Linked DNA regions of Homo sapiens: regions 1, 2 and 3 are each linked to region 4. The links are chromatin loops, found by intact Hi-C in ENCODE. Cell type or tissue: GM12878. All regions are shown on one strand. Each heading gives the region's core, and the rest is flanking DNA. Links, peaks and the distances in the headings are about the cores only. Region 1 overlaps SUPT3H (SPT3 homolog, SAGA and STAGA complex component). Region 2 overlaps LOC101929770 (a long non-coding RNA gene). Region 3 has its middle 110 kb from the start of RUNX2-AS1. Region 4 overlaps SUPT3H (SPT3 homolog, SAGA and STAGA complex component).

Region 1 (7,982 bases), core at 1,580-6,579, 300 kb after region 4:
GTAATTGATAAGTTTGAATGTTCCCTCCAAATTTCATGTTGAGATAAAATCTGCAGTGTTGGAGTGTGGGCCTAGTGGGAGGTGTTTGGGTCATGGGGGCGGATCCCTCATGGCTTAGTGCTGTCCTTGAAATAGTGAGTTCATTCTCAGGAGCTCTGGTTGTTTAAGTGTGTTCCCCCAACACTCTCTCTTGCTTCTGCTCATTCCATGAGACACCTGCTCCCCCTTTACCTTCTGCCATGATTTGTAAGCTTTCTGAGGTTTCCCCAGAAGCAGATGCCAGCACCATGCTTCCTGTACAGCCTGTAGAACTGTGAGTCCATTAAACCTCTTTTCTTATAAATTACCCAGTCTCAGGTATTTCTTTATAGCAACACAAGAACAGACTAACACAGTAATGTTTATCTGATGAACTCTTGTGTCCAGAAGGAAGCATTACCTGGGCCTGACTATAAAGGTGACTCCTGAGCCCCAAAAGAATAGTTCACAGCCACATTATAAACTTTCAATTGACTGCACCTACCTCAGGAGATCTGATCTCTACGTAGGGCAATACTTTTCTATAACAGAAGTCTCTTGAGAGTATGGACACTAGAAAAATATCTCTACTCTCTGAACTCTTATTGCATTTTCTCTTCTCTACAACAAATTGTGTGAGACTCTCATAAACTGCATTTTTTTCAAAAGCACTTTTGGAAGTACCATTACTGCTAAAGGCCACTGTACATGAAGTCAGAGCTCCTTGAAGGCATGAATAGTGTCTTATTTGACTTTGACCCTCCCTCCATACCGTAAAGCTGCTGACCACTCAACACACACACAAAGCCTGTCTTGGTGCTTTAATCACAACTGACACCCAATAAACATTTGATTAATAAAGACCTACTATATTATTCTTCTCTCGAATTTTTTCAGCATCACACAAGTAGACATTTTATTTTATATGGCTTAATTTAAACACTATTTTACACACTATTTCTGTACTATTTAATTCAAATGTCTTTATCACTCAACAAAACAGTAAAACCAGGAGATGAAGGATGATGCCTGTTGTTTTGTATCTTAGGCAGTGTCTTAAATGTAACACGTACTAAATAAAGACAATGACAACCACAGCATTCCAACAAATACATAGGAATGTGTATAACTCTTCAGAACATGTTTAAAAAAAAACAAAAACAAAAACATGGAACTGACAAAGGTAATGCCACAGTTTGCTTTCAAGGGTATGGATATTTTTCACATTCCCCAACCTGACAGGCAGGTCTTTGCCCCATAGATTTACCAATGATCATATAATTGCCAGATTAATTCAGTGTTATATGACTTGCTACAAATTAATGAGACTCATTAAAAAAAGAAGAAGAAGAAGAAGAAAGAGCCAGGTGTAGTGCTTGTAATCCCAGTGACTCAGTAGGACAAGGCAGGGAGGATTGCTTGAGGGCAGGAGTTTGAGGCAGGCCTGGGCAACATAGCAAGATCCCTTCTCTACAAAAATAAAAACTCTTAGCCAGCTGGGGTGGTGTGCACCTATAGTCCCAGCTACTCAGGAGACTGAGGCAGGAGGAATACTTAAGCCCAGAGGTTTGAGGCTCCAGTGAGCCAAGATCATGCCACTGCATTCCAGCCTGGGCAACAGTGCAAAACCTCAACTCTAAAACAAAAACCAAAACATTATATACAAATTAAAGATAATTAGACTCAACAAATGGGTATAAAACTCCCTATTTAAGGCCATGTGCTAACAGCTGAGGATATAAAGGTAAGAGGCGGTACCTAACCTTAAAGTGTTTACAACGCTATGAGATGTCTTCTCCAGGTAGTTCAAGGGAGACAGCCAAGAAGAGACTTCAAGTCCCTTAAAATGCTCATTCTTTTCTAAGAGTAACGATGCTTGTTCATAGTGATAGATAATATATAAATTATTTTCATGATAAGAATAATGAACTGTCTATAATCAATGAAGATCAAATGGGGGAAAATGACTTCAAATATAAGGAGAAACTTCACTTAAATATAAGATTATTTGATCACTCAAGAAGTTAAAGACTAGAGTATATTCCAAAGACTGTCTGCATCCCTGGAGATCTGTAGGGTGTGAAGTGACAATTATTTTCTTGTTTTGATAGAGCACAAGAACAACTGATGTTCAAAGATCTTTTGCTGGCCTATGAAATTACAGAACAACATATATATTGCAAGAGAAGTGGGGAGATTACATATCTAAAACATTAGTGAGCAATATGGAATTCTTGAGCACTAGTTTCTGTATTTCCAGACTTTCTAGGTGAACTGCAGATAACTGGAAACAACTTAAAAAGCTTTGCATTGCATTACTAATGACTCAAAGTAATAATGTCATGAAAGACAAAGCTCAAGTTGGTACAATTCATTTCACTGCTAATTGCATTGTTAATTGTGATTATCAAAAGAAATGCACTACAATACCGCACTTAACTTAGCATTTAGGTAATTTACTGTTACCTAAATCTGGCCAAGAATACAGCCAGTTAAAATAATCTTCTATCTAATATAGTACATAAGTATTACATATGTAAAGTAGTGAGCATAATCAACTGCCAGTAAATACATTAACTTTCTATTTTTAAAAAAACTTACGTAAAAGCTGGATTATTGGCTATGTCAATTGGAAATCATTCTTTTCCAAATAACAGTAAGCTTAACCAACAGCAGCTTAAATATGTAGGTAGTTATTTTTCTCAATTAAAATGACTGTCAGTAGGTGGTTGCTAGGATGGGTTTAGCTGCTCATTGCTATAACCAAGGACCACTATCTTTTTACCTTACAGCCCTGCTTTTCATGTTTATACTTGTTACCTTGTTGTCAGAGGATCACTGCCATACTTTTCAACTCAAATCAACATTAAATCAGAAAGAAAAGGGTGATGCACCACCACTTGTCACTTTTATAAAAAAAAAAAAAAAGCAAGAGGTCCTCAGCATGCATTTAATTACTTACCTTTAACCAGAAGAACTCTGTCACATACCTACCCCTAATTATTAGGGAGATTTAAAAAGTAAATAGTTGATCCTTATTATTTGCAATCCCGTATTTGTGAATCAGCCTACTCACCAAAATTTACTTGTAACCCCAAAATCAGTACTTGCTGTGTTTTCATGATCATTAACAAACATGTAGAGCAGTGAAAAATCTGAGTAGCTGATACACATATTCCCAGCTAAGGTCTAACAGGGAGACACTCTGCCTTCTTGTTTCAGCTCTCACACAGAGATGCCCACCAGAGGACAGAGCTGTGGGGGGCAGTGCAGTGTAGTTCAAGTAGCTCCAGCTCTAGAACCAGCTGAACGAGTTTGAATCCCAAATCTGGGACCTATTCATGGGGCATCAAAAAGTCAGTTAACACTCTGAACCTCAGTTTCTCTTTTGTTAAATAAAGAGAGACTCTACCAGGATGAGTAGTTTTCAGGATTAAGATTATATAGCCTACATGAAATGTGTGGGTGTATGTGTGTTTGTTCATATTTTCCTTAGGAGCAATAGTTGAGAATTTGCTAATTCAGTCATCATGGTGACTTTACAGAATCTAACTACCAAGAATTACAAAAATTGACTGTATTTAGCTTTTCCAGTCTCCTTTATACAGGTAGACAGGAGAGGTGTTAGGGAATGAGTGCTTCGTTAGTCAACCTACAAGTGTCTGCCTCACTGATGACTCACCAGTGTTTTAAGGTGGGTTTTTCCGCCTTTGTTTTTTGCTTGGCCTAAGCCTCAGTACTTCTCAAAGTTTCCACAAAAGTTCCCCTAAGGTCAGAGAAGACAACCATGTATACCAGAAAGTCTGAGGAGTGTTTCACAAAGCAGCTTGCTATAAATAGGTATTTCTTTGTGAACTTATATTTTGTCATAAAAATTCATCCCACTTTTTTCATATTTTAAAAAGTATAGTAAAATTTTTCGGAAGTTCTGCTTCTACTTCAGGATGTAGAGATCCACAATAACTGTTCTCTCATACCAAACAAAAGTTTAAGCCACCAGAGAAGAAGCATGAAACTTTGGGTCAAGACTTTAGCAGAAGTCATCTAAAGCCCAAGACCCCAAAGATACAAGGCAAAGTTTGATTGCATAGGAGGGTAAGGCACATACACAGAGAAGGTCACACCCCCAAGGCACATGTATGCAGGGCCCACCTAAGATTAAGGTTGAGAACTAAGAAATTTCCATTCTGTCCCCACTGCAAGGCTCACATCCAATAACAAGGAACAGCAGTTTACTGCTAGGGGAAGAGCAAGAGCACAGAGAGAAATTCCCTGTCTGTGGTGCAACCCTACAGGCACTGATGAAAGCTATCCTAAAAGAGCTGGAACACTGAGAAAAACCACCAGTACCAGAGAGCCCATACTAAGCACAAGGTAACATTATTTTCTACTGGAGAAGACTGAAGCCTGGTGTACTAAAAATGAATGTAGCAACACCAAAATCCAAAATAGCTCAACTACTGATTGACTCTACCACTCAGTTAGCAGAAGAAATGTGCCTATTTCCAGGAGTAAACACTCTTTAGCACAATCTATACTGTTCATTTAAAAGCATTATCCAGCATTTCCAAATAAAAAATTATGAAACGCAAAAATACAACCATTACCAAAAGATAAAGTTATCAACAAATCTAGTATCAGAGATAATCCAGATGTTGGAAATATTGTATAAATGCTTTAAATTAACTAGTATTAATATGTTAAAGGTCCTAGTGGAAAAAGGCCCAATATGCAGAGAAGAAGGATTGCAAATGAGAAACAAAACATACAAAAAATATCAAATGAAAGCGCTAAGAATAAAAAACAGAATATCAGAGATAAATTCATTAGATGACCTTATTAACGGTAAGGACATAGCTAAAGGAAGAATCCAAAAACATAAAGACAAGTGAACAAAAGTGATCTAAACCGATAAACAAAGGGGAAAAAAAAGACTGAAAGAAAGGGAACAGAGAACACAAGAGCTGTGAGAAAATACTAAATGATCTAACATAGGTAAAACTGTAATCCCAGAAAGAGAAGAAATAAGATGCATATTGGAGGAAAATATATGTAAAACACATACCTGATAAAAGACGTGTATCTAGACTAAATAAATAAATCTAGACTAAATAATGAAATGTAGGCCAGGCACAGTGGCTCACGCCTGCAATCCTAGCACTTTGGGAAGCCAAGGCAGGAGAATCACTTGAGCCCAGGAATTCAAGACCAGCCAAGGTAACACAGGGAGATGTCATCTCTACAAAAAATTTAAAAATTAGCTGGAGGTGGTGGCACACGCTTGTGGTCCCAGCTACTTAAGAAGCTGAGGTGACAAGATGGCTTGCATCTGGGAGCTTATGGCTGCAGTGAGCGTGATTGCACTGCTGTACTTCAGCCTGGGTGACATAGTGAGACTCTGTCTCAAAAAGCAGGGAGAGGGCCAGGTGCGATGGCTCACACCTGTAATCCTAGCACTTTAGGAGGCCAAGGCGGGAGGATCACGAGGTCAGGAGATTAAGACCATCCTGGCTAACACAGTGAAACCCCGTCTCTACTAAAAAATACAAAAAATTAGGCATAGTGGCAGGTGGCTATAGTCCCAGCTACTCGGGAGGCTGAGGCAGGAGAATGGCGTGAACCCAGGAGGCAGAGCTTGCAGTGAGCAGAGATTGGGCCACTGCACTCCAGCCTGGGCGACAGAGCAAGACTCCATCCAAAAAAAAAAAAAAAAAAAGAGGGGAGAGAAAAGGAGGGAGAAAAAGTAGAGAAAAGAGAAGAGTAATATCACGACTCAGTAAAAGGATAAAACAAAAAGCAAAATCCCCAAAAATAAAAACTGAGTTTAGGATTTGAATAAACACTTCAAAAATGAAGATATCTGAATGGCTAAGAGGGACATGAAAAGATGTCCAACATGATTAGTCATTAGGGAATGCAAATTAAAACAACACTTACACACCATTACATACCCACTAGAATGGCTAAAAGTTAAAAGACTGACAAGAGCAAGTGTTGACGAAGATATGAGTAACTAGAACTCTCATGCATTGCTTGCAGGGAAGTAAAGTTGTACCCCACTTTGGAAAACACTTTGGCAGTTTTTTAAACAGTAAACATACACTACATGACCAAGCAATTCCAATTCCACTCTTATACATATACACCCAATAAAGTAATCAAATAATTTTTTAATAAAAAGCCTTAACTTTGAATTGCCAGGAGCACATTAAGATCTCTGAAAAGACACAATCTTGTAATATAAGAGTGCTCCTGGGTAGGATTCCTCAAATGGGCTAAGGGCTTAATGGACAGAAGTGTAGGTACTATAAAAGCTAGCCAAAGTCATTGGTTTCCTCTCACTTTAACCTAATGCATGGCAAGAACAAAGAGGAAAAGAAGTGATAGCAACCGGAAGAATGCTTTCCAAGTATACCAAAGTCTGATGGTCTCCTGGAATTTCTCTTGGAACTTTACACCTGGCTCCACTGCTCTGAATGGGCTTACTAAATGATAACTAAGCACTTATCTTTCCTGTGAAGTTGCTAGAATTCTAATCCCTATGTGAGAGATTAAGATGAAGTCATATTAAGAAACCTTTTTGAAGTAATTTTTGGTAGTAAGGCCAATTGAAGGCCAATTTTTCTCAACCTTTTTCTGTCTTTGCTTATGTGTTATGTTTTCTGCTTCATAATTAATGTTTTGATCATCTGTATCTTTTGATCAAACTCAACATTTTTTATCTTAGGAATTTCACTCAATGAAAACTTCTAGGACACAAGACACTTGTGATTTTGGCTGTTTTTTTTTTTCTAGCTGGAATAAGGAAAATTTAGAGGATGAAAAACATTGAGAGAAATATTTACTTAACTTTGATGAAACACAGCAATATCTTCACTCAAGTTTTGACTCCGATACTGGCAAAAGAAGTTCACTTCTTTATTTTCATTTATTTTTTTTTTTTAGACAGAGTTTCACTCTAGCTGCCCAGGCTGGAGTGTAATGGCTCTATCTTGGCTCACTGCAACCTCCGCCTCTCAGGTTCAAGTGATTCTCCTGCCTCAACCTCCCGAGTAGCTGGGATTATGGGAATGTGCTACCATGTCTGGCTAATTTTGTATTTTTAGTAGAGACGGGGTTTCTCTATGTTGGTCAGGCTGGTCTCGAACTTCCGACCTCAGGTGATCCACCCACCTCGGCCTCCCAAAGTGCTGGGATTACAGGTGTGAGCCACCGCGCCTGGCAAAGTTCACTTCTTACATCATATGAAAGTGTACCTCTCACCAAAGAATCAATTATGCTCTTTTCCTTTTAGTTTGTTTGGAAAACTGTTTACCTGTGTTCTTCAGGGCACTACTGCTTTCTAGGAATCTCACAATTTATGCTAGGATACAGTAACGGGCTAAATATCTGTTATCCAAAATGCTTGGGATCGGAAGTGTTTAGGATTTCAAATTTTCTCGAATTTTGGAATATTTGCATTACACTGGTTCAGCATCCCTAATCCAAAAATGCAAAACCCAAAATGGTCCAATGAGCATTTCCTTGAGTGTCACATTGGCACTCATGTCTCCCCAAAATGTATAAAAGTAAGCTGTATCCCGACCACCTTGGGCACATGTTCTCAGGACCTCCTGAGGCTATGTCACAGGTACATCCTTAACCCTGGCAAAATACACTTTCTAAAATGACTGAGACCTGTCTCAGATATTTGGGGATCACACAGTAAATCAGTAAGACCTAAGGTAAAATCCTGGCTGCATCTGTTTTTAAATTACTTATAAACCCTGAGCCTAAATCTCTAATTCCATGAAGCTCAGGTAAATCTGGGCCAGAGAAAGTTGGATTCTGGTTGTTTCCAGGTAAAGTGAACACTGTGAGCAATGGGAGGTAAGTATACACGCACCTGGCATAGTATGGGAAAGAAAAGCGTTTTGCTACCAGAGCTAAGAGCAAAAGAGAAAGCTTAGCTTAAACTGTTAAGG
Region 2 (7,982 bases), core at 1,789-6,788, 130 kb before region 4:
GGGGCTCTGTTTACAATGGGCAGGTCTATGCAATCCCACCCCCAAAGTCTGAAGAAGCTGAGAGGCTGAAGAAAGAGGCTGACAAATCCAGTTTCTTAGAAACATTTAATAGAGACTTAAGAAAACAAACCATGTTTATGTCTCAGGTGGCAGTGAGAGGAGATGGTGGATCCACGTGCCATTACCCTCCAGACCCAGGGCTTATATACCACAGGGGAGGGGTGGTTCAGAAGGGAAGTGTAGGACAGTTGAAGTATGATAACATCAAGGTTGACCTAAGGGCAGGATTTATAGTAAGTACTTGCTCTTACACAAGGAACAATGGATATGCTGGAAATCTTAGAGGCCGTCCCAGAACTGCGGATAATCAGAAGTCAACATGGTGGGTAGCTTCCAAGATGGAGTTGCTTTGGCCTCCACAGGCTCTAAAGGCGGCTCTGGCCTTACTTGCGGCAGAGGAGAAGCCACACCACAGCAGAATGTTCCTGGCCTAGAGGCTGATACTATAACTCCCTAGTGAGAAAAAACAATCCCCATGGCCGACAAGGACATGGAGGACAGGTACATGTTCCTCTCCTACTATGCCTTCCAGGCACACTCATTCTCTCCAGGCCAGGACAGCAGCATCTGAATCAACCCTGCAGGTAGGCATTCCATTCAAACCCAGCATTTTCCTCTTCTAGGAACTTATTCTGAAGACATAATGAGGGATGCGTATGAGGATATGTATCACAGCATTACTTCTATTTGTGAAAAATCACAGATCATATAAATATCCCACAGGAAAGGATAGATTACATCATTAAATACATGCTGATAGTAAAATCAAATTGTAGATTAATATTTATGGCCAACATTTTTGACATATTATTACATTTTAACTGGCAGGCTACAAACAGTATGACAATTTTTTGTAATGAAAAGAATGGCTATGTGTACATATTTCATAGGAAAACACTAAGTGTGCATGCCAGGAGGTGAAGAGGATTCTTTTCGGGTTGAGGAATTGTGTGAGTGGGTTTTCCCTTTTTTCTTTTTTCAGATATTGCAAGGTTGGTTTGTTTTTACATCGAGTATATATTAGGTTTGTAATTTGAAAAAAGAATTCTTTATGTAAGGGTTACTCATGAATAATATTAGCAAATGCTTGCCTGGTGCTTATTTTATGCCAACCTCTGTTCTGAGTGCTTTTCATGGATTAAGTGATTTAACCCTCACGAGAATTTAGACACGGGAACCATAGCTCAGGAGGGCTGGGCAGGTTGCCCAGGTCAGCAGAGTTGGTATGTGGCAGAGCTAGAATCTGAAGCCAAGCCATCTGCCAACAGGGTCCATGCAATTAACCACTGCACCACATTATTACTCCCCAGTGGAAAAAGACAATCCCCATGGCCAACAAGGACATGCGTGGAAATGCATGTGTTCCTCTCCTGCTATTGGTAGCAGAGGTTCCCTTGATACACCTTGATCCCAAGTGCTCCATGATGGTAGTGCTCAGGTACTATATTCAGTGAATGAATGCAAGTGACAGGTTCCACTTGTCCCCCAGGATCTGAAAAGACAGTCCAGCTTTTGCTAGATTTTGAGCATGACCATGATGGGACTCAAGGAACCTTCCCTCCCTAACTTGGCAGTGGGTGACTTGACTTCCTCACATGCTCTGGAGGATGGTTTTCCACTGAGAAACCTGTCCTGTCTTCTACTTTTCTGGGAGGGTAGAGGATGGCTCAGGGTATCATGGCTCTATCCCCATCGAAGGGGGCAGAGGGGATTCACCAGCTGTGGTAGGTCATTGCTTTGTGGCATTCAATGAACTATGTCTCTTAGAAGTCACACTTTTGTGTGGTCGCTCCTGCATTGACTCTGGAGTTTGCCATGTGGCTTTCTTTGGCCAAAAGGATATTAACAAGCATGATCCAAGCCGTGGCTTTATGAGTGCTTGCGCACTAGGCTTGTCTTCTTAGAACAGTTCCTCTTGGAACCCAGCCACCCTGCTGCTAAAAGGAAGTCCAGACTAGGCCAGTGGATAATGCAGGGACATGGGAGAGAAGCTCTGGAGGATAAGAGGCCATCTTGGACATTCCAGCTTCAAACAAGCTTCCAGATGAAAGCAGCTGCTAAATGAGCCCTGCCAAACCACCCAGCTGAATCCAGTCAACACAGATTCATGAGAAATCATAAATCGTTGTTATAAGCCACTAAATTGGTAGTTTGTTCTGCAGCCACAGGTAACTGAAATACTAGTCTTCTTTTCCTGGACACGCCTGAAAACAGATCCATATATACTTATTAAGTACCCACTGTGTGCCCAGCCCTGTTCTAGGCACTATGGGATAATCATGAAAGGATTCTAAGAAATGAGAATCTGAGGAGACAAGACTGCTACAGGAAGTAAATCTGAAGAAGAATTATGGCTAAACTGCTGCATAGTAAGGAAAGGCGACTGATTTCCCCAACCCAGCCCCCAACATTTCACCTCACAGCAAAGCTGTTGTGGCTGATAAATTTGGCAAACAGGGGTGGCATTGTTGGATACATTGATCTTTTACTTTATTATGATGATGGTTTTGGGCACCTCGGGCCCCCAGCTTTGTTAAATGCTGTTCCTATGGCAGGACAGTATTCTCCATGCACTTAAAGGGGAACCATTTGTGTGACCTTCAGATCAAAGAAGGTAGATGAGATGGAGAATTGAGTGGCCTACTCAGCCGATGGACTGTGACACACCATCATTACTCTTTAATGGGTGGGAGGGGGTCTTGCTAGTGCATCTGCTTGGCTCTGGCTAGGACTGGCCTGCTCACAACTTCATGAATATTCAGTTGCTCCATGAAGGTCCACTGCCTAGAACATTGGAGCAACCCGGAGGGTCATCTGGTCTGATGTTCTCACTGTTGAAAGGAGGAAACTGAGGCCCAGAGGTGAGAAGGGCTCGCTGGAGGGCACACAAGATTTATAGCTCCTCCATCACTGGCGCTGGTGTTAGCCACAGCTCAGCTGTGGTTTGCAGATCCTCTGAGACCCCAAATCCCATGCTCTTTCTCTTACTGCCCTCCACCCTCCTGCTCGGGGCTTGCTTTGGTGGCCAAGCAACCAGGGAACTGAGAAAGTCCACCCAGTTGCAACAAGGCTATATACATTAACCTCTGCTTCAGACAGTATACATGAAACTGCAAAAGTGTGCAGAGACACAGTTCCACTTAAAGCATTTAAAGGTGTCCTGAGGGGAGTGCTTGGGAAAGCAGGCAGACAGCCCATCATTTCACTTTCTCTCTTAGTTTGATTTTCAGTGTGGGTTTTGCTTCTAAGGGGCCATACCTCATACTGCACACTTGAAGGAATGCCAGTTGTGCTTGAAACCCTACACATTCCTGAGCAGCCCCTTTTCCCATCTGGGCCAGTGCAGGTGGATGGCAGGACCCCTGGCCTCAGGAGCCTTGCTGCTGACACTGGCCCTGAGAAGCCTGTTCATAGGGCCTTGTGGAACTGGCCACTTCTTTTCTTTGTTTCTTGATTTTTTTTCACTGAGACCAGATGAGGAGAGCCAAGACTATGGGTAAATTCCACGAATCAAAGATACATCTGGAATCTGCTGGGGAGCCTGGGAGGCTGTTCAAGCCAAGGCATCATCATTTCTCAAATTGGGAAAACACAGGCATGGAGGGGCAAAGGGGTTTTCCCAAGGCCTGGGGCTGGTGGGCTCGATGCCAGGAGAAGACTCAGGGACGATGCTTTCGGCTGGAGGACAGGATGAGTCAGGCCCCCAAGGTGTTTTCCCCACATGGTTTCAGTTCTTAGGTCAGGGTCTTGGCACCTGAAGGAAAACCTGGTCTAGGCCATGTGGAAATCCCGAGCTGCTGCAGCATCTCACTCCGATCGGGCATGTCTGGGAGGCAGCAGGTTGCAAATAAGTGATTTACAGCATGTTCCCTGATGTTTTACATTTTCATCATTTCATGTTGCAGTCCTATCTCCAGTAATGGTATCTGCAAAGGAGTGCAGCTCCCAGCCTGCTATCTGCAGGAGCCCGAGTGGGGAAGCCTGTGTAGTCTCAGGTCTCAGCCTTGACTTTCACGGTGTGACTGTGGTGTCTCAGGACTCTGCGACCCAGGATCATCATTGTGACCATCTTCCTAGTCTTCACTGCTTCCTTTACACCTCAATTCTGAGGACCTGCTCTGAGCCGCACACGGTTCTGGGCTCTAGGAATGGCGGAGGACTTGGGTGCCACGAGAGCACCAGGTAGTAGCTCCAGCTCAGCCTCCCCTAACCCTGACTCAAACAAAACCATCAGATGCATCCCCTACCACTATCTATCTGTCTGAGGATTCTCAGAACCTTTCCACTGGTGGGAATGTAAAGTGATGCAGCCCTGCGGAAAGAAGTTTGGCCATTCCTCAAAAGTATATTATATAGAATTACTATATGACCCGGCAACTCCCCTCCTAGGCATATGCCCAAAAGAATTGAAAGCAAGGACTCAAACAAATACTTGGGCGTACATGCTTATAGGAGCATTATTCACACTAGCCAAAGGTGGGCACAGTTGTCCATCAGCAGATGAATGGCTACACAAGGTGTAGTATATACATACAAAGAAATACTACTATTCAGCCATAAAAAGGAATGGAATTCTGATACATGCAACAACATGGATGAACTTCAGAAACATGCTAAGTTTCTAAGCCAAGCTAACATGCTAAGAAGCCAGACACTGAAGGTCACATATTGTATGATTCTGCTTATATGAAACATCTGGAAAGAGACAGAAAGCACATCAGTGACTGCCAGGGCCTGGGATGAGGAGAACTTGGGAGTGATTGCTTCGTGGGCATGAGTTTTCCCTTTGGGGTGAAGAAAATGTTCTGCAACTAAATAGAGGCAGCAGATGCATGACACTGTGAATGTACTAAGTGCTACTGAATTGTGTTTAAAATGGTTAATTTTATATTATGTGAATTTCACCTCTAAGAATTTTTTTTTCTTTTTTTCTTTTTTTTTTTTTGAGACCAAGTCTCACTCTGTCACCCAGACTGGAGTGCAGTGGTGCAATCTTGGCTCACTGCAACCTCTGCCTCCTGGGTTCAAGTGATTCTCCTGCCTCAGCCTCCCAAGTAGCTGGGACTACAGGTGCCCGATACCACACCACACCTGGCTAATTTTCGTATTTTTAGTAGATATGGGGTTTTGCCATGTTGGCCAGGCTGGTCTTGAACTCCTGACCTCATGTGATCTGCCCACCTCAGCCTCCCAAAGTGCTGGGATTACAGGTATGAGCCAACATGCCTGGCCTAAGAAAAAATTTTAATTAAAACTTGCCGCTGCCTACAAATCTCACAGCACCCTGATGTCACATATATCAGCCGCAACTCCACCTGCTAACCCAGAGCTCCAGATTCCTGACATGAGGTAGTAGGTGAGACTGTTGAGGCAGGAATTTGAAGATTGGCCTGCAGTGGGGCCGCGTGCGGGTCAGGGGGTTGGCACGGGGGCCTCTCTTAGCTAGCGAGTGCACTAGAGGCCTCCCAACACAGGCATCACACCTCGGATCAATTTTGTCCTGTCTCCCTATCCCCATGCTCACTGTAACACTCATAATGTGCTTTGCTGCACCTGGTGGGAGGAGTTAACGATATGTAATAGTGGTAGCTGAGAATTGTGGGGGCTAACATGGCTTCAAAACACTCCCTTTGTCACTGATTGGGAAGTAATGAGAGGTCTAGATCTTTAGCTTGGGCTTCCAAACTCAATGGATGGGCTCAGTTAACTCCCAGCATCACTCCCACCCCTCCGGGAGGACACTCCACTACTCTGGCACTCTCTTGAAGACTCAGATTATTACTTCCTCCACACCAGAGCACCACTCTTCTGTGAAGACTCTTTGGCCCAGCCTCCAGTTTTCCCTTGCTTGCCTGAACTCCTGAGGTCACTGTCTGGGCCTCTTCCCTGGTGTTTATTCTAACTGTGTGTGCATGTAGGTCAGTCATATGAAAGTTTGTCATTTTGGTAGTTAATATCAGCCCTACTTTGTATTTGCTTTAAGAGGAAGTGAAATACATTCGTGCATTTATTTTGTCTTTTGTACTTGGCTGGGATTCTGTAATTAATACTTGCTGTTTAAATGTAGACTGGCTGTACGTGGCTCCCTCGAATCTGACACTAGCATTTCCTCTTGGGCTTGTCACAGGTGATCTGACCTGGGCCTGTCCCCGGACTGATGGCGGCAGCATTGTTAGTGGGAAAGCAGGTGGAGCAGGAGGCTCTGTGGGATTGGGATGTGGACAGTGGGAGATGCCAGGGGCACCCCAGTCTTACCCTGAGAACAGTAAGCCCTTCTCAGCAGGGCTCCTGGCCTTCCCTGGCCAGGCCAGTCCTCAAAAGATACCAGCCAGTCCCTGAAGGAACCCCCTACCCCTCAAGTGCTGCTTTCCAGGAGGGCTGAGAGCAGAGGGCCCTGTCTTGGCTTCTGCGCTGCTGTAGAAGGTCCCCATATTTCCTTCTTTAGATTCTTATATATGCTTCCTGTGACTTTAGGCTTTGGCTTTGGAGCAATGAGGCCTCAGTGTGAAAACTAACAGGGTAAAAAGATGGGGCCTGGCAGAAGGTGGCACATCCGGAGCCTGAGAATGAGCCAATCCCCCGGGGATCTTGTGCAGTGCAGTGCACTTCTGTAGTGCAGTTTTGAAATTGCCTTTCTGACTCAAAGGAAAGCCCTTTGGCCTCCATGTGAGAGCAATGCTGATGATTCTTTGCCCTTCTTTGGCTCTGATATGGGCGGGGGATGGGGAGTATGTGGATGTGAAGCAGTAGGGAGAACAGGCCAGCAGAATAAACAGACAGTGTCAGCCCAGGCCTGGGGTTGTCACTGGAGGAAGGGTTGTACCCTGGGGAGAGGATCATGGGGGTGCCCAGTGACAAGGAGAGAGGTTGGCTCAGGAGGAAGGAGACTGAGAACAAAGAAAGCGAACATCCACACAGAGAGAGAAAGGGAACGTGTGGGGGCAGGGCGAGAACACAGAGACCAGCCTCCCCCTTCCCCACCCTCCTCTCCGCCCCCAGACACTGACGTTCTCAGGCTGCCCTTTCACATATGGGCCTAATTCAGGTAGAGTGAAATCTTGCATTGCTCCGGGTAAAAATTATTGCTTTGGATAATGAAATCTTTGTCATTGGAAACTTTAAAAGAAAAAAATGCCCTTCAAGCCGTGACTTATGGGCAGTGTGGTGATGGAAACGAATTCATCATCCCATTTCCCGCACTGGAATGGGAGGACAAGGTTGATTCATAGCTGGGCCGCGTGCGGCTGGTCCCGCGGGCAGGGTGGCGGCCGGGCCTGCTGAGGAGCCAGCAGGGGAAGCTCCAGCCGAGCGCTGGGGCTGTGGGAGCGGAGTGATAAGCGGCTGGTTGGCACGCTCTGGTCTCAGGTTTTCCTGAGAATTTGCCTGAGCTGTCAAAACATTTTAGGGCTGTGCAGAGACTGTGTGCCTCAACAGAAAAATCCCATAATGGCTCTATGAAACAAGCTGTATTTTTTTCTTTAAACTCTAAAACTCATAGCCATAAAAAAATCTCCCAGCCAAAGCCATTTGACCAGCACGAGTGAACAGTATGGCTGTGAATCTCTCTGACTGTGGCACTTTTCATCTGAGAAGTACAATGTGCTTTCAATTTTATATTTCATTGATGTTCTGGGCTCCCCACAGGGTAAACAAAGGGAACACATCATTGAATGTGTTTGGTAGAAGTGGAGTTCAGCCACAGCCAGTGATCCTGAGCGTGTTGCACATGGAACCAGGAGCCTCCAGTCCCTAGCTCAGGGTCTGGGCCTCATCCCCAGGCCTCTAGCCAGTAGTCCACCTCCAGGCCCTGTGTTCCTTCCATTTCATGACAAGGGTTTGGCCACCTGGAGTCAGGGTCCTGACATCTTTATAGGGCAGAATTGTTTTTGTTTCCCTAAAGCCTAAAGGTCAATGAGCATGAG
Region 3 (7,982 bases), core at 1,363-6,362, 810 kb after region 4:
GGGGCAGAAAATGGTCTGGGAACCCCCTTCTCTGAGATCTTAGAAGTTCTGTTCTATTGACTCCAGGCAGGGCTGCAGCCACGGTGCACTTCATGGACTCATAAATATAACATTATTGGACAAAAAAACCCCAATCCTTCTCTGACTGATTAGGCCCAGATTGGTCAGCCCATAAATCAATGCTGAATAAGAACTATAAAGTTGTGAATCAATGTGTCCCAGATCTCCAAACTGGAATGAAAAAACAGGAATAAAATAGCTGGAGCTCTTCCAAGATCCTTCTTTTCATCCCCCTCCTCCCACCGCCCCATATGCTAGTATGCTAATTTTAAAAGGCTTCTCTTTTCCGCTCCTTGGCCTGGCTGTGGACAGCATTTCAGGGCAGGAAATTCGGTCTAGAAGTGTGGCTGAGGAAACAAGAGGCTGTTCTGTTGCATTTCTGTTCAGGACTGATCTGTAGCTCTGTCGTGTATCCTTGGTCATGTATCCTTGGCCAGGGTCTCCACCTGTGGCCGAGAAGTGATGGCATTTGTTGTCTGTGTCACAGATACAGGAAGGGAACAAGAGTGATCAGGTCATGTGTGGTCCATGAATGGTTTTTTAGGTCCAAGCAGTTTAAGGGCTCTGAGTCCCTGCATTGAAATATTAAATATAATAATGGATTCTCACCTGTAATCCTAGCACTTTGGGAGGCTGAGGCGGGTGGATCATGAGGTCAGGTGTTCAAGACCAGCCTGGTCAAGATGGTGAAACCCCATCTCTACTAAAAATACAAAAATTAGCCTGGCATGGTGGCAGACACCTGTAATCCCAGCTACTCGGGAGGTTGAAGCAGGAGAATTGCTTGAACCCAGGCAGCAGAGGTTTCAGTGAGCCGAGATCATGCCACTGCACTCCAGCCTGGGCGATAGAGTGAGACTTCGTCTCAAAAAAAAAAAAAAAAAAAAAAAAAAATGGAGTCTCCTCTTAGAACTGCACATGAGGTTTAGAAATGCCACCTGGTCATCCCTGTTGGACATGGTTACCCTCTTTGGATCTGGGAGCTGAGGGTATCTGCTGTGAATGTTGTCCACGTGTACTTGGAGGGCATTCCCTGTCCTTATTCCTCTGGAGTTCCAAAGCAAAGTTTGTTTTCTGAATCCCCCTTCTCTACCACTCTCCTCTCCAAAACACACCCTCAGGGTACTCTTTCCCCTCCTTTTGACAGCTCATTTCAGGGACACACTGTGTACATGTACCTGCCCCTCATAAGGGCTCGTTGTTAGGGGCCTGCTCTCCTGGGCTGGGAGCTCTCACTATTTCCTGGTCACCCCGACGCTGAGCTTCCCTGCTATCTTCTCCCCTTTGGGGAGGACACACACATGGCCCCACGCAAATATTCTGTGCTGGTGGCCTCCTGGTTTTCCCCAAACACAGACTATAAAGACTGGAAGGAACCGCAGGCTCACCCAGTTCCACCTGCTCATTTGGGGAAACTGAGGGGTGCCAACTTACCTAAGGTAGAACTCACACATCTTTCCACCCATTTCACTTTATCCTGGTATAAACCTGAGCTGACTGCATTCTTGTTCTTTCCCCCTGTAAAGAAATAAAGTCCCATTTAGGTTTTCCCAAAGCACTGTCTCTGTACAGTTGGCTGTTTCCTGTGGACATTTTCATTTTCTCCTGTGTTTTTCTCTCTCTTTGCTGTGACTTACAAGACCATGAACACATAAGCACAGGACCCCAGAGGAAAAGTTCTCTCTTTCAGTGTGTGCCTCCAGGAGGAATGAGACTACCGGCAGTGATGTTTGACTGATGAGCACCATTGTGGTGCTTTACCACTAGCGGTCACAGAAACCTTGCAGAATGTGTCTAGGGAAGTGGATTTTGTAGGGTTGGCTAAATTTGTACCACCCACAGCACAATAGCAGCACTGTACAGAAAAGGTGGCTTTGAAACAGGTTCAGTTTTACATTACTGTGAGGTACAAAATCAGGTGAAGGACCATTTCTATAGCTTAAGAATTTATATTTTTCCTCTTAGACCTGAAACTTTATTCATCCTGGGTCTTCTACCTTTAAAAAATTGAGACATTATTTCTCCCCATTTTCTGGGAAGACAATCCACCCTCAAAATTAGCTGTAAGAAATAATGTGATCATCAACAAAGTAAAAAGGTAACTCTCAGAATGCGAGCAGATATGTATAAATCATGCATCTGATAAGGGATTAATATCCAGCATATATAAAGAACTAAAATTCAAAAACAAAGAGCCTAATTTAAAAATGGGCATTTCTGGGCCAAGTGTGGTGGCTCACACCTGTAATCCCAGCACTTTGGGAGGCTGAGGTGGGCGGATCATGAGGTCAGGAGATTGCAACAATCCTGGCTAATATGGTGAAACCCCGTCTCTATTAAATATACAAAAACAAAATTAGCTGTGCGTGGTGGTGGGCACCTGTAGTCCCAGCTACTCGGGAGGCTGAGGTGGGAGAATGGCATGAACCTGGGAGGTGGAGTTTGTAGTGAGCCGATATCGCACCACTGCACTCCAGCCTGGGTGACAGAGTGAGACTCAGTCTCAAAAAAAAAAAAAAAAAAAGGCATTTCTCCTAAGAAAATATACAAATAACCAATAAACACATGAAAAGAGGCTCAACATCACCAAACATTAGGGAAACGCAAATCAAAACCGTAATGAGGTAACACTCACACCAAATAGGATGGCTACTATCAAAACACCATAGCAAAAAGCAAGTATTAATGAGGATACACAGGATTTGGAACTCTTGTGCCCTGTTGGTGGGAATGTAAAATGGTACAGCTACTGTGGAAAACAGTATGATGATTCTTCAAAAAATTAAGAATAGAATTACCATAGGATTCAGCAATTTTGCATCTATAGGTTGGTGCAAAAGTAATTGCGATTGTTGCCATTAAAAGAAATAGCAAAATCCACGATTACTTTTGCACCAACCTAATAGGTCTATACCAAAAAGAATTGAAAGAAAGATCTCAAAGAGATATTTGTACACTTATGTTCATAGCAGCATTGTTCATGATAGCTAAAATGCAGACACAACCCAAGTGTTCCTCTACAGAAGAATGAATAAACAAAATGGTATGTACATTCAATGGAAAATTATTCAGCCTTAAAAAGGAAGGAAATTCTCACACAGGATACAACATGGATGAACCTTGAGGACATTATGCTAAGTTAAATAAGACAGTCACAAAAAGACAAATACTGTATGATTCCACTTATATGAGGTAATTATTTGAGTATAAAATTACTAGATCTAATCTAAATCTGCCAATTACTATTCAAAATAATAGAGATGGTGGTTGCCAGGGGATGGGGGCAATTGAGAGTTATTGTTTAATGGGTAAATAATTCCAATTTTACAAGATGGAAAAAGTTCTGAAGATGGGTGGTGGTGATATTTATACAACATTATGAATGAAGGTATTAAAACCACTGGAACTATACACCCTGAAAAATCTTTAAGAGGTTAAATTTTAAGTTATGTGTATTTTATCAAAATAAAAAATTGGAAACAATATTGTAAAGTTTTAATAATCTAAAGAAAATTCTTCCTTTAGGGTGTTATTCCCAAAAACGTGGTGTTGGTGTTCTAAATATCTAGGATATTATTTTTATAATTTTAAAACATGCAATCATACTGCTGGGACATGACTCTTTAAACAGCAGATCTTTGAGTGAATGTGAATGTGATAAACTCTGCTTTCTAGAGAATCCTTTTTAACCACTTAATGCCTCTTTTAGCTACTAGGTCTAAGAATCTATAGAGAGGGGATATGGCAGAGTGTAGAAATGACCCTAATTATTCATCCCTCCTGTATCTATGTCCTTCACCATACACATCTGTATTGCTGTCCAATGCTGTTTCTGAGCCTAATCATGGACCTGTTTTGGCCAACAAGGTAAAGTGTAAGTATCAGTTCCACATATAGAACTTCAGAGACTGTGTGTGTTTCCTTTTGCTGTCTTGTGTATCTGCCATTGCCATGACAACACGCTCAAGCTAGCCGGCTGGAGGAAGAGAAACTGAGCAGCAGAGCTGAGCCATCTCTGTTGCTCCAGTCAAAGCCAGTCTAGATCAGCCAACTGCCAGCCGACTCTCACACATATGAGTAAGCCCAGCCAAAATTAGCAGAGCCACTTAGCTGACCTCCAGCTGACCCTAGATGTTTACTGTTGCATGTCCCTGAGGTTTTTTTACTGCGAGGGAGCATTATTGTGGAAGTAGATGACTGATTTAGGGAATTGCCTCATATGCTTTTTTTTTTTTTTTAATCACTCCTTTTCCCCTTGTTTCAATCAACTTGTCACAAATACATCTGAACATTGTTAGGTGTCTACCCAATATCCACTCTCCTGCTTTTTCTTACTGCCAGAACCACATGCCCAGCTAAAAACCTACATTCTCTGGCTTCCTTTGTAGAAAGGAGTTGTCATGTGACATTCCTTTGGCCAATGAGAAGCAAGTGAAATATTGAGTAGTTCCTTGAAGGAGGATGGGGAGTCCTTTTGCCCTTCTCCTTCTTCCTTTCTGGAATAAAAATCTGATGCTGGAAAATATTATGGCCCCAAGGAGCCAGCACAAGCTGAGAATGATTGAGAGGAAAGCAGAAAGAGCTTGGGTCTCTGATGGTATGACTACAGTACCAGCCATGGGCTGCCTCCTTTTTCACTTCTAGCTACATGTGAAAAAAATAAGACTTCTCAACTAATTATGCCACTGTTTTTTTTTTTTTTTTTTTTAATTCTTTTACTTGCAGTTCATTGTAATTCATTTTCTTCTTTTTTTTATTTGTGACAGAGTCTCACTGTGATGCCCAGGCTGGATTGCAATGGTGCGGTCTCAGCTCACTGCAACCTCCGCCTCCTGGGTTCAAGGGATTCTCCTGTCTCAGCCTCCCGGGTAGCTGGGATTACAGGCATTTGCCACCACACCCAGTTAATTTTGTTTTTTTAGTAGAGATTAAGTTTCTCCATGTTGGTGAGGCTGGTCTTGAACTCCCGACCTCAGGTGATCCACCTGCCTTGGCCTCCCAAAGTGCTGGGATTACAGGTGTGAGCCACCATGCCTGGCCCATTGTAATTCTTAATACTACACTCTAGAGCCTATTTTATCCTTATTTGAAGAAACTGCTTAGAACAAATAAAGATATTTCACATAAAATATCATTGTGAATTACTATGCAAGTACATTAATCCATACATAAAAGAACAATGACTTCCATGCATTTATGTCGGTTTATATTTTTGAAAGTTTACAGTATTCCTAATAGATTCCCCTCAATACACATTTGATTAGTACCCCATGTCCATTCTGTATTGGGGGAAACTGAGGCAAGGAAAGGTTTAACTTTGTCCAAAGTAAAACAACCTGTTAGTCAAAGAGATTGGTGGGGGGGACTTGAAAATGGGTTATTCAGGATTCCTGAGGAAGGATTGGATGTGTGTCTCAATTAGACCTAACTATAATGATTGAACTTCTGTACTTTGGACTGTGACCAGCCTTTACTCAGCGAGACCAAAGACACTGAGTCTTTTTGACTCTGAATGGACCAACCAAGACAGAAAGTCACCACAGTCCAGGACAGTCTTGTTTATAGGAAGAGAGAAAAGGAATAAAGGGTAACTTGTTGCCTTTTGTGCCCACAAAATTGTCTGCTCTCTCCTTTCTGCTCTAAAGTGGAGTGAAGTCAATTGGTTATAAGTCTGTCTCCCCAGAGCTTTCTGGTGGCCTCCTCAAGAGCATGACTAGATGTTTTTGTTTATATATCCCTGGCAGACCAGTGGGTACAGTTGTGCAGGTTGGTCACTGCCCAAGGGTACCAGGCTGAGGAGTGAGTGAAATCCACACTTATCAAGCAGTAGGGCCAATGGGATTATTCTACATCAAGAGGAAGGGCTTTTTTTTCTAATTTGCACACAGGTCCTCTATGGTACAGCGGGAACCCTGGTCCTTGATGCCCAGAGCAGAGTACAAGAGGCTTATTTGACGGTGAATAACCTCTCAGATGACTGCTTCTTTTTTGAAGCTCAGTTTAATCAGGTTTTAGTAGCAATAAAGTGTTTCTCAGGTGGGAGCTGGTGAGTGTGACAGACACTTAAATTTTTTCTCGCAAGTTGCCACAGAATATTCACAGAAGTGAATCAGCAGTTTCAAAGTTAAGAGAAGAGAAAAATAATAAACAGCTACCATTTATTAAGCAATTATGTGTCAGATTTATACTTATTATCTCATATAATCCTTACAGCAAAACTGTAAGGTAGGTTCCATAATACCCCCATTTGAAATATAAGGAAATGGGTTCCAAACTGCTCAAAGTCATATAGGTGGCAAGTAACAAAGTTTGGATTTGAGCCCAGGCTTGTTTGATTTTAAGCTCTTTGTTCTTTGTCATGCATTTTCCTAAACTGTAAATTATTTGTCATTAGTGCAGGTGTAGCAAAGACACTGGTATTCACCAGTTGTTCCATTGACTCCCCTACATTTTTCACTCTTGCTTGTAATTATGTTGGGGCTATATGATTGGGTGCTTCCAATAGAATATAGGTGGGAATGATGTCCAACCACTCCCAGGCATGACATTTAATAAAATTCTTGGCAAACCATCACTCCTCTCTTCCTCTGCTACAATGACTCTGGAAACCAGATGTTCAGATGTTGGCATCTCCAGATGGGTGGAGTCTGGATCCCTGAATCACTGCATGGAGGAGAATTGCCCTGAGGAGCCACTCAATTTACACCTGACTTTACATGAATGAAAAATGAGTCTTGTATTTATTGAAGAATAATGTAGCCTAGCCTAACTGATATAGCAGAAGTAGTAAGAATACTTTTATATATTTATGTTATACAATTGTTTATACTGCACAGAATACTTTATTGATTCTCATAAAAATTATGAGAGATAAACAGGGATTATAAGCCCCATTTTATAGGAGAGGAAATCGAGGCTTAGAGAAGTGAAATGATTTTCTCAAGACCACACAGTTGGTAGGTGGTCAAACCAAGGTTAGGATCTTGGTATTTTTCCCACACTCTGCAATTTTATAACTTCCTAGCTTAATGTTATAAAAGCAAGCAGTAACCTCAGAGGGAATGAGGGTCCCACTGTATAGAGTTCTGCAGATTAAATTAAACACCTTGAAGGACTAAAAGGCTAGGTAGCCAGGACAGACAGGTGTAATACATTCCAATGGTTCATATTCTTAAGTCAACAAGATGTTGGCATCCTGTGGCTGCTCAGACTCCTGGGTGGTCCTGCAGGGGAGTCCTAAGCCTAGCTTTCCAGCAGTCCAGTAAGCAGATCTCCAACCTGAGTCATAGGCTTTGAATTAAAGATAAAAATGCACATGCTCTGGGTGAGAGCCCTCAGTCTCTCCAGGAGAATCAGGGGACTGTTTTTCCCTCTTCATACCCACACAACAATAATCATTTTACTTTTTACAGAATTCTTTACAGTGCACAAAATGTATCCCTCTCCATTATCTAATTTAATTCTCCAAAAACCTGATCATGCATTTTTGTGGTGAAACTCAGAAAGGTTGACTTACTGTAAGATAATAACAGTGATGCCTCTGATAATAAAATTTGCCATTTTTTAGACGTCTATTATCTCATTCAGTCCCATAACAGTCCTCCAAGGTTGGTATTACCACACCTTTTGTGCAATGAGGAACCTGAGGAATGAGAAGTTTAAAAACACGTCCAAGGATATTCAGTGAGGAGGGCTCTGAGTGGGCTTCATAAAACCCATGCTGTAATTCTTGACAAAAAACAAAAGGGACAGGCTGGAGTGTGGAAGCCCTCAGTTATCCCACCCCATACTGGGGACGTGCTACAAAAACCCAAGGGTCCACTTTATGCTCTGGAAACTTTGTTAGACACAATCAATTTAAAACTTCTTTAAATCTATCATAGTTTTTGATCTTACCTTTTTTCAGGGAAGGGGATCCACAG
Region 4 (7,982 bases), core at 1,997-6,996:
CATATCATTATCACCATTTTGGTCAAAGCCATTCAGCAAGTCTCTAGAGAGTTCCAAACTTTCCTACATTTTCCTGTCTTCTTCTGAGCCCTCCAAACTGTTCCAACTTCTGTCTGTTATTCAGGTTCCAAAGTCACTTCCACATTTTCAGGTATCTTTTCAGCAGCACCCCACTCCTGGTACCCATTTACTGTATTACTTCATTTTTATGCTGCTGATAAAGACATACCCAAGACTGGGTAATTTACAAAGAAAAAGAGATTTAATGGACTCACAGTTCCACGTGGCTGGGGAGGCCTCACAAGCATGGCAAAAGGTGAAAGGCATGTCTTACATTGCAGCAGGCAAGAGAGAGAATGAGCACCAAATGAAACAGGTTTTCCCTTATCAAACCATTAGAACTTATGAAACATATTCACTATCACAAGAACAGTATGGGAGAAACCACCATGATTCAATTATCTCCCACTGGGTCTCTCCTACAATATGTGGGAATTATGGGAGTAAAATTCAAGATAAGATTTGAGTGGGGAAACAGAGCCAAACCATACCAGGAGCCTTAGAGGCAGGGACTTGAGGTACATCACATATATTAAGTAGAATGTTCTCCAATCTTCTAAAGAGTTCTGCTGTAAAAGGGCAGTAACAATAATAGTCATCTGCACTGCCAAGGAGAGGACTCAAGATGGGGGAGACCTGAGTCTGCTAAAATACAGACAGGAAGCAGAAAGCCAAGTGGGAGAACTTGCAGTGAGGGAGGGGAGTTTAAGAGCTCTGCTTGACAAACTAATCAGTACTTTCTCCTCAGAAACAGGTCTAAGAGAGATAACAGGAATTAAATTACAGAAATGTTGAGGTGAGGAAGAAAATAATTTAGAAAGCCTACATCGACTTTTTTTTTTTTTTTTTTTTTAAGCAAAGTAGATTGCCTGTCTAAGAGTCACAGGGGCAAACTGGGGGCTTGAAAAGAGTGAATAACTTTTGTATGATTCCTATGGGATAAATGAATCCTCCAAATTCATTACTTCTCTACTCCATGACTTGAGGGGGAGGTGGCACATGAATTATGTTTTATTGTTTAACTGGGGAAAAAGAAAGAAAATACTAAAAATGACAAAAGCAAACCCGGCTTAGCAGTGCACGCCTGTAGTCCCACTTACTTGGGAAGTTCAGGTAGGAGGATCACTTGAGGCTAGGAATTTGAGGACAGCCTAGGTAATATGTTGAGATCCATCTCTTAGGTAATATATATATATATTGAGATCCATCTCTTAGGTAATATATATATATTGAGATCCATCTCTTAGGAAAATAAAAAAAAAAACATAAAGCTTTACAACTGTCTTCTATACAAGCAACTCCTTCTAGTGCCCAACTCCTTTTAGGCTTTACTGTGTGTCAAATTAGGTTTGGTCTTTTTCTGCAGCAGCTGGTGTGACAACTCCTTTTCTGGTCTAGGGGCAGCAGTTAAAGACCTGAAATCATTGCCTCAGCTTATATCCTAGAGAAAGCTCTGACTATTCATATTTATTATCCCCCACAGCCTTCAATGGCTACTTGAGTTGAAGTTCTAAATTATTCTTCAGCTGGTAAAACATTAGCTTGCAGTAAGGGAAGTCTAAGGAGTGACTTAAATCAGTGTAAACACAAATCATTACCAAGGGTTGCGCTTAAGTCAGAAGAATAGCACATTTAGTAAAGACATATTCCATAGTAATAAAGACTATCACAATTTTAGATATTCTCGGATATTATGGAAAGGAGAGTGAAAGGAAACATCACTGTCCTTTAACTGCACATGTAAAAATACTAACAACTGAAGAAAACTATTTCTTAAGTAAATGGATTAAAAACAGCCACTATGATTACTGAAATTTGGGCCACGAATAATTAAATCTTTAAAGAACTTTTTAGACAGTTACTTATAAAGGAAGATACACTTTTTTTTTTTTTTTGAAATGGAGTCTCACTCTGTCACCCAGGTTGCAGTGCAGTGGTGTGATCTCAGCTCACTGCAACCTCCGCCTCCTGGGCTCAAGTGATTCTCCTGTCTCAGTCTCCTGAGGAGCTGGGATTACAGGCAGGCATCATCACAGTCAGTTAATTTTCATATTTTTAGTAGATACATGTTGGCCGGGCTGGTTTCGAACTCCTGACCTCAAGTGATCCTCCCGCCTCGGCCTCCCACCTTTTTTAATAAAATTCATGTCACAATAAAGGGCTACCAAATATTCAATCTTCAATTCAGAATGCTTTAAATTTCATCTTCTACTATAGATATGATTGATTCGCTAACATCTAAAAAAGATTCAGCTAGTCAGAATTGCTGTCTCTTTCTAGCAAGTTTTCACTTTTTTTTAAGCAGTAATAAGCAATTCCATCCCCAATGCGGACTTAGAATCACAGCCTACATGTGCAAGTCTATAACAAACCTGCATGACACACAGTAGAATCTCATTGGTTCACACCCTTGCAAAAACCACAACCCCTCAACTTTCAAAAAAGCAAAGGCCTCTTTACCTAAGTGCACATTAGCTGCTGGCTTAGGCAGGCCTTATGACATGGCTGCCTCCCCAGTGGGCAGGCGTACCACAGCAAGGCACTCATTAAGCTATTGAGTTTCATTCCAGTAACCGTTCAAATACATTCTTCATTGTACCATAAAGTATGTTTGTTTGATGCTAGAACTTTGATTTTCCTCCTCCTTCTCTTTTTCTATCCCCCATCCCTACCTTCTCAACCATTTTGGTATTTTTTTTTTTTTCTCCCATGCTAACACACTCACAAAAATCCAGTAATTCTCAATGGATCTCTTGGTCATTAGTGCAAATTAGTGAGGTTTTACTGAATATGCTCAGATTTGATTTGCCAAGTTCTTTTCCCGTTAAAGTTTTAAACCCATGTGTATTTCAAAGGAAATCTAATTTGTAGGTTTCGGATTCATTTACACTCAACTCACAAACGTGGTTCTGTGAGTGCCCCCATAGCTGGTGTACAAGAAGCCACAGGAGCTGGTTTCCCTTCCTCTTAACAAGTTCTTGTTAGAATGTTTGCTTTGAAGTAGGTATTTGGACCATGCTGGAAGCAAACAGAATAAAACCCCAGGAAAACGTAAAGTAAAATTTAAAAACCAAGTTCATGTTTTTCTTGCCCCAATAATTATACTTTTTAAAGAAAAGTCTCTAAGGATGGAACCATCCATTTCAGCCTTTTAAGGATGATGTCACCATCTACCTGCCTGGATGAGGCTGTGTCTCATAATGCTTCTGTGACAAGGTAGTCATCTGCGAGTATATGGCTTTCTCTGCTTAGGTCCTGTCTTGTCCATTTTGTCATGCTATGGACTCTGTTCAGCTGCTAGGCAACCCAACGCTGCTCCACCATTCCCTCTAAGACTCTGCTGCTGGGAGTCTTGAAGGTGCCATTTCTGCCTGTGGGGGTCCCCACACCTATCAATTCCTGCCTGTCTTCCCCTCTTTGGAGCTCCTTAGCTCTGCCTGTTTTCTTGGACTTCATCACAGCAACTACTTCCTGTGTTTCCTGATGTTTGTCCCAAAGACAAACATCAGGATAGATTCCTTGTCAACTCATCTTGGATTCCCAATGCTTCTTGGCTAAAGTCACAACTGCAGACCTCCTGCTGCAGTCACGGAATACCATGGTTTTGCCTCTGTGCTGACAATTTCCCCAATAGCTATGCTATCCCAATGGGTGGACCTACTGCCTACTGCTGACCCTGGCTTCTCTTTGTCACTTTTGATTCCTCTGAATAAAAGAGCCAAATGTCACTGATGTTTCTGTTTCTATTACCCATTTCCACAGTGTGAGACCAGTAGCAGGTAAGATGTGAATGCTGATGAGACTCTGTGCTCACATGGATGGCATGAGCTGTGCCTCAAAAGGCAGAACATCTCTAGCAGTGCCAGCTCTTGTCCAAACATCAAAAGTAAGCAGCAATTCTTAACACTGAGTATAGGCTGCTTTGTCTTTTTTTTTTTCTTTGAAGACTGCCTCCTTGGAAAGACAAATAGCATATCACACCCCAAAGGCTGTGACAATACTGAAAAAGCCCTTCTTTACCAACTGTCTTCTACAAAAACAACTCCTTGGGAGTTCATTTCAAGGGACTCGAGAAAAATAGCCATGCATGCTGCTAAATGCTGGGTGACTCACTGAGGCAGAGGTGAAACTCTGAGCAGTGAACCAAGGGCTGAGATATAAACCACTAAGAAAACCCAGTAGGTTGAAACAGACGATATTGCAACTGTTCTGAAAATCAGCACGTATGTAGGTAATTACTCCTAATATGCCCAGACAACTTCAATGTGTGTATCTGTGTGTCTTATCTATGTAAATGCAAAAAAACCTAAACCAATTCTACCTACCTACCTAAATGCAAAGAAATATAAACCAAGTACACCCATGAATCAGAAAGCTCTTTTCTAACCTGCCCCGAATCCCTTGCTCTAAGACTCCTTGAAAGCATTGTGCCACAGTCCACCGGAAGATATAGCATAATTATCTCATAACCACTAGTTAGGAAGTCCCTAGGAAGTACCTTCTGACTGCTAAGAATAGCTATTCATTTATTTTCACTCATTCACTCACCTATCAATCTTTAACAAGGTGTCAAACATGTCAGGACAATGTGAGGCTCTCTGTATTAGATAAGAAAGAATTTCTAGGGAGAATAGTGGAGATGAGAAACAATATCTCTTTTCATTTCCCTGCCTCTAAATTTACAAAGCAAAAGTAGAAAGCAAATTATACAAGCAAGTTGTGTATGAGGTACCCAAACACCTATAACCAGTCTTTTGCCAATTATCAGCCAATTTTGCTTTTTTTCCCCCAAAGAATTTCAACATTTCTCTTCATTCATCCACTTCCCAACCTGGTCCTTTTTAGTGATTTAACTTTGATCTGGCAAATAATGGCTCTTTCAACAACTAACAAGTTATAAACAGCTTCTACCAATGGAACAGTGCCTCTTTCCTCACAAAACAGCTCTTTCAATTAACATGTATACAGAGCACAGCAAGAGTTAAAATGATGATCAAAAAGAGTTTCATCAGCATAGTATGCTTAAGATTTGTGTATGTCGGCCAGGCGTGGTGGTTCATGCCTGTAATCCCAGCACTTCGTGAGTCTGAGGCAGGAGGATCTCTTGAGGCCAGGAGCTCAAGACCAGCCTGGGCAACACGGTGAAACTCCATCTCTACGAAAAATACAAAAATTAGCCAGGTGTGTGGTGGTGCACACCTGTAGTCCCAGCTACTTGGGAGGCTGAGGTGAGATGAGCACTTGAGCCCAGGAGGTCGAGGCTGCAGCGAGCCGGGACTGTGCTACTATACTCCAGCCTGGGTGACAGAGTGAGACTCTGTCTCAAAAAAAAAAAAAAAAAGAAAGAAAAAGAAAAAGAAGGGGGAGGAGCCAAGATGGCCGAATAGGAACAGCTCCAGTCTACAGCTCCCAGCATGAGCGACGCAGAAGACGGGTGATTTCTGCATTTCCATCTGAGGTACCGGGTTCATCTCACTAGGGAGTGCCAGAGAGTGGGCGCAGGCCAGTGTGTGCGCGCACCCTGCGCGAGCTGAAGCAGGGCGAGGCATTCCCTCACCTGGGAAGCGCAAGGGGTCAGGGAGTTCCCTTTCCGAGTCAAAGAAAGGGGTGACGGATGCACCTGGAAAATCGGGTCACTCCCACCCGAATATTGCGCTTTTCAGACCGGCTTAAAAAACGGCGCACCACGAGACTATATCCCACACCTGGCTCAGAGGGTCCTATGCCCACGGAATCTCGCTGATTGCTAGCACAGCAGTCTGAGATCAAACTGCAAGGCGGCAACGAGGCTGGGGGAGGGGCGCCCGCCATTGCCCAGGCTTGCTTAGGTAAAAAAAGCAGCCGGGAAGCTCGAACTGGGTGGAGCCCACCACAGCTCAAGGAGGCCTGCCTGCCTATGTAGGCTCCACCTCTGGGGGCAGGGCACAGACAAACAAAAAGACAGCAGTAACCTCTGCAGACTTAAGTGTCCCTGTCTGACAGCTTTGAAGAGAGCAGTGGTTCTCCCAGCACGCAGCTGGAGATCTGAGAACGGGCAGACTGCCTCCTCAAGTGGGTCCCTGACCCCTGACCCCCGAGCAGCCTAACTGGGAGGCACCCCCCAGCAGGGGCACACTGACACCTCACACGGCAGGGTATTCCAACAGACCTGCAGCTGAGGGTCCTGTCTGTTAGAAGGAAAACTAACAACCAGAAAGGACATCTACACCAAAAACCCATCTGTACATCACCATCATCAAAGACCAAAAGTAGATAAAACCACAAAGATGGGGAAAAAACAGAACAGAAAAACTGGAAACTCTAAAACGCAGAGCGCCTCTCCTCCTCCAAAGGAACGCAGTTCCTCACCAGCAACGGAACAAAGCTGGATGGAGAATGATTTTGACGAGCTGAGAGAAGAAGGCTTCAGACGATCAAATTACTCTGAGCTACGGGAGGACATTCAAACCAAAGGCAAAGAAGTTGAAAACTTTGAAAAAAATTTAGAAGAATGTATAACTAGAATAACCAATACAGAAAAGTGCTTAAAGGAGCTGATGGAGCTGAAAACCAAGGCTCGAGAACTACGTGAAGAATGCAGAAGCCTCAGGAGCCGATGCGATCAACTGGAAGAAAGGGTATCAGCAATGGAAGATGAAATGAATGAAATGAAGCGAGAAGGGAAGTTTAGAGAAAAAAGAATAAAAAGAAATGAGCAAAGCCTCCAAGAAATATGGGACTATGTGAAAAGACCAAATCTACGTCTGATTGGTGTACCTGAAAGTGATGTGGAGAATGGAACCAAGTTGGAAAACACTCTGCAGGATATTATCCAGGAGAACTTCCCCAATCTAGCAAGGCAGGCCAACGTTCAGATTCAGGAAATACAGAGAACGCCACAAAGATACTCCTCGAGAAGAGCAACTCCAAGACACATAATTGTCAGATTCACCAAAGTTGAAATGAAGGAAAAAATGTTAAGGGCAGCCAGAGAGAAAGGTCGGGTTACCCTCAAAGGAAAGCCCATCAGACTAACAGCGGATCTCTCGGCAGAAACCCTACAAGCCAGAAGAGAGTGGGGGCCAATATTCAACATTCTTAAAGAAAAGAATTTTCAACCCAGAATTTCATATCCAGCCAAACTAAACTTCATAAGTGAAGGAGAAATAAAATACTTTATAGACAAGCAAATGCTGAGAGATTTTGTCACCACCAGGCCTGCCCTAAAAGAGCTCCTGAAGGAAGTGCTAAACATGGAAAGGAACAACCGGTACCAGCCACTGCAAAATCATGACAAAATGTAAAGACCATCGAGGCTAGGAAGAAACTGCATCAACTAACGAGCAAAACCACCAGCTAACATCATAATGACAGGATCAAATTCAAACATAACAATATTAACTTTAAATATAAATGGACTAAATTCTGCAATTAAAAGACACAGACTGGCAAGTTGGATAAAGAGTCAAGACCCATCAGTGTGCTGTATTCAGGAAACCCATCTCACGTGCAGAGACACACATAGGCTCAAAATAAAAGGATGGAGGAAGATCTACCAAGCCAATGGAAAACAAAAAAAGGCAGGGGTTGCAATCCTAGTCTCTGATAAAACAGACTTTAAACCAACAAAGATCAAAAGAGACAAAGAAGGCCATTACATAATGGTAAAGGGATCAATTCAACAAGAGGAGCTAACTATCCTAAATATTTATGCACCCAATACAGGAGCACACAGATTCATAAAGCAAGTCCTGAGTGACCTACAAAGAGACTTAGACTCCCACACATTAATAATGGGAGACTTTAACATCCCACTGTCAACATTAGACAGATCAACGAGACAGAAAGTCAACAAGGATACCCAGGAATTGAACTCAGCTCTGCACCAAGCGGACCTAATAGACATCTACAGAACTCTCCACCCCAAATCAACAGAATATACA

Evidence for each region. Peaks named below come from ENCODE experiments on the same cell type or tissue, not always from the same donor. Only the 100,000 strongest peaks of a DNase experiment are listed, where the experiment ranks them.
Region 1: a loop joins it to region 4, with 2.0 times the contacts of the local background. A loop is called at or near these places in 1 of 110 quality-filtered maps.
Region 2: a loop joins it to region 4, with 4 times the contacts of the local background. A loop is called at or near these places in 1 of 110 quality-filtered maps.
Region 3: it touches region 4 in a loop (5-fold over the local background); 1 of 110 quality-filtered maps calls a loop at or near these places.

What each region holds. Positions count from the first base shown.
Region 1 is chr6:45,160,869-45,168,850 of GRCh38, forward strand. The region is part of intron 2 of SUPT3H (SPT3 homolog, SAGA and STAGA complex component); the gene reads right to left. Among named protein-coding and RNA genes, the nearest start is that of MIR586, 33 kb to the right of the region's middle. In GM12878, for the core only: no CTCF peak of the experiment used is centred there; a DNase peak (open chromatin) is centred at 3,723; H3K27ac peaks cover 261 bases.
Region 2 is chr6:44,732,059-44,740,040 of GRCh38, forward strand. All of the region lies in intron 1 of LOC101929770 (a long non-coding RNA gene), which reads left to right. Among named protein-coding and RNA genes, the nearest start is that of MIR4642, 300 kb to the left of the region's middle. RefSeq lists enhancers at 3,560-3,649, 3,890-3,939. In GM12878, for the core only: no CTCF peak of the experiment used is centred there; DNase peaks (open chromatin) are centred at 3,263, 3,823, 6,063 and 6,683; H3K27ac peaks cover 2,091 bases.
Region 3 is chr6:45,677,984-45,685,965 of GRCh38, forward strand. No RefSeq gene overlaps it. Among named protein-coding and RNA genes, the nearest start is that of RUNX2-AS1, 110 kb to the left of the region's middle. RefSeq lists an enhancer at 3,899-3,948. In GM12878, for the core only: no CTCF peak of the experiment used is centred there; a DNase peak (open chromatin) is centred at 4,068.
Region 4 is chr6:44,865,215-44,873,196 of GRCh38, forward strand. The region is part of intron 10 of SUPT3H (SPT3 homolog, SAGA and STAGA complex component); the gene reads right to left. Among named protein-coding and RNA genes, the nearest start is that of MIR586, 330 kb to the right of the region's middle. RefSeq lists an enhancer at 5,683-6,306. In GM12878, for the core only: no CTCF peak of the experiment used is centred there; DNase peaks (open chromatin) are centred at 2,467, 3,007 and 4,327; H3K4me3 peaks cover 1,925 bases; H3K27ac peaks cover 2,696 bases.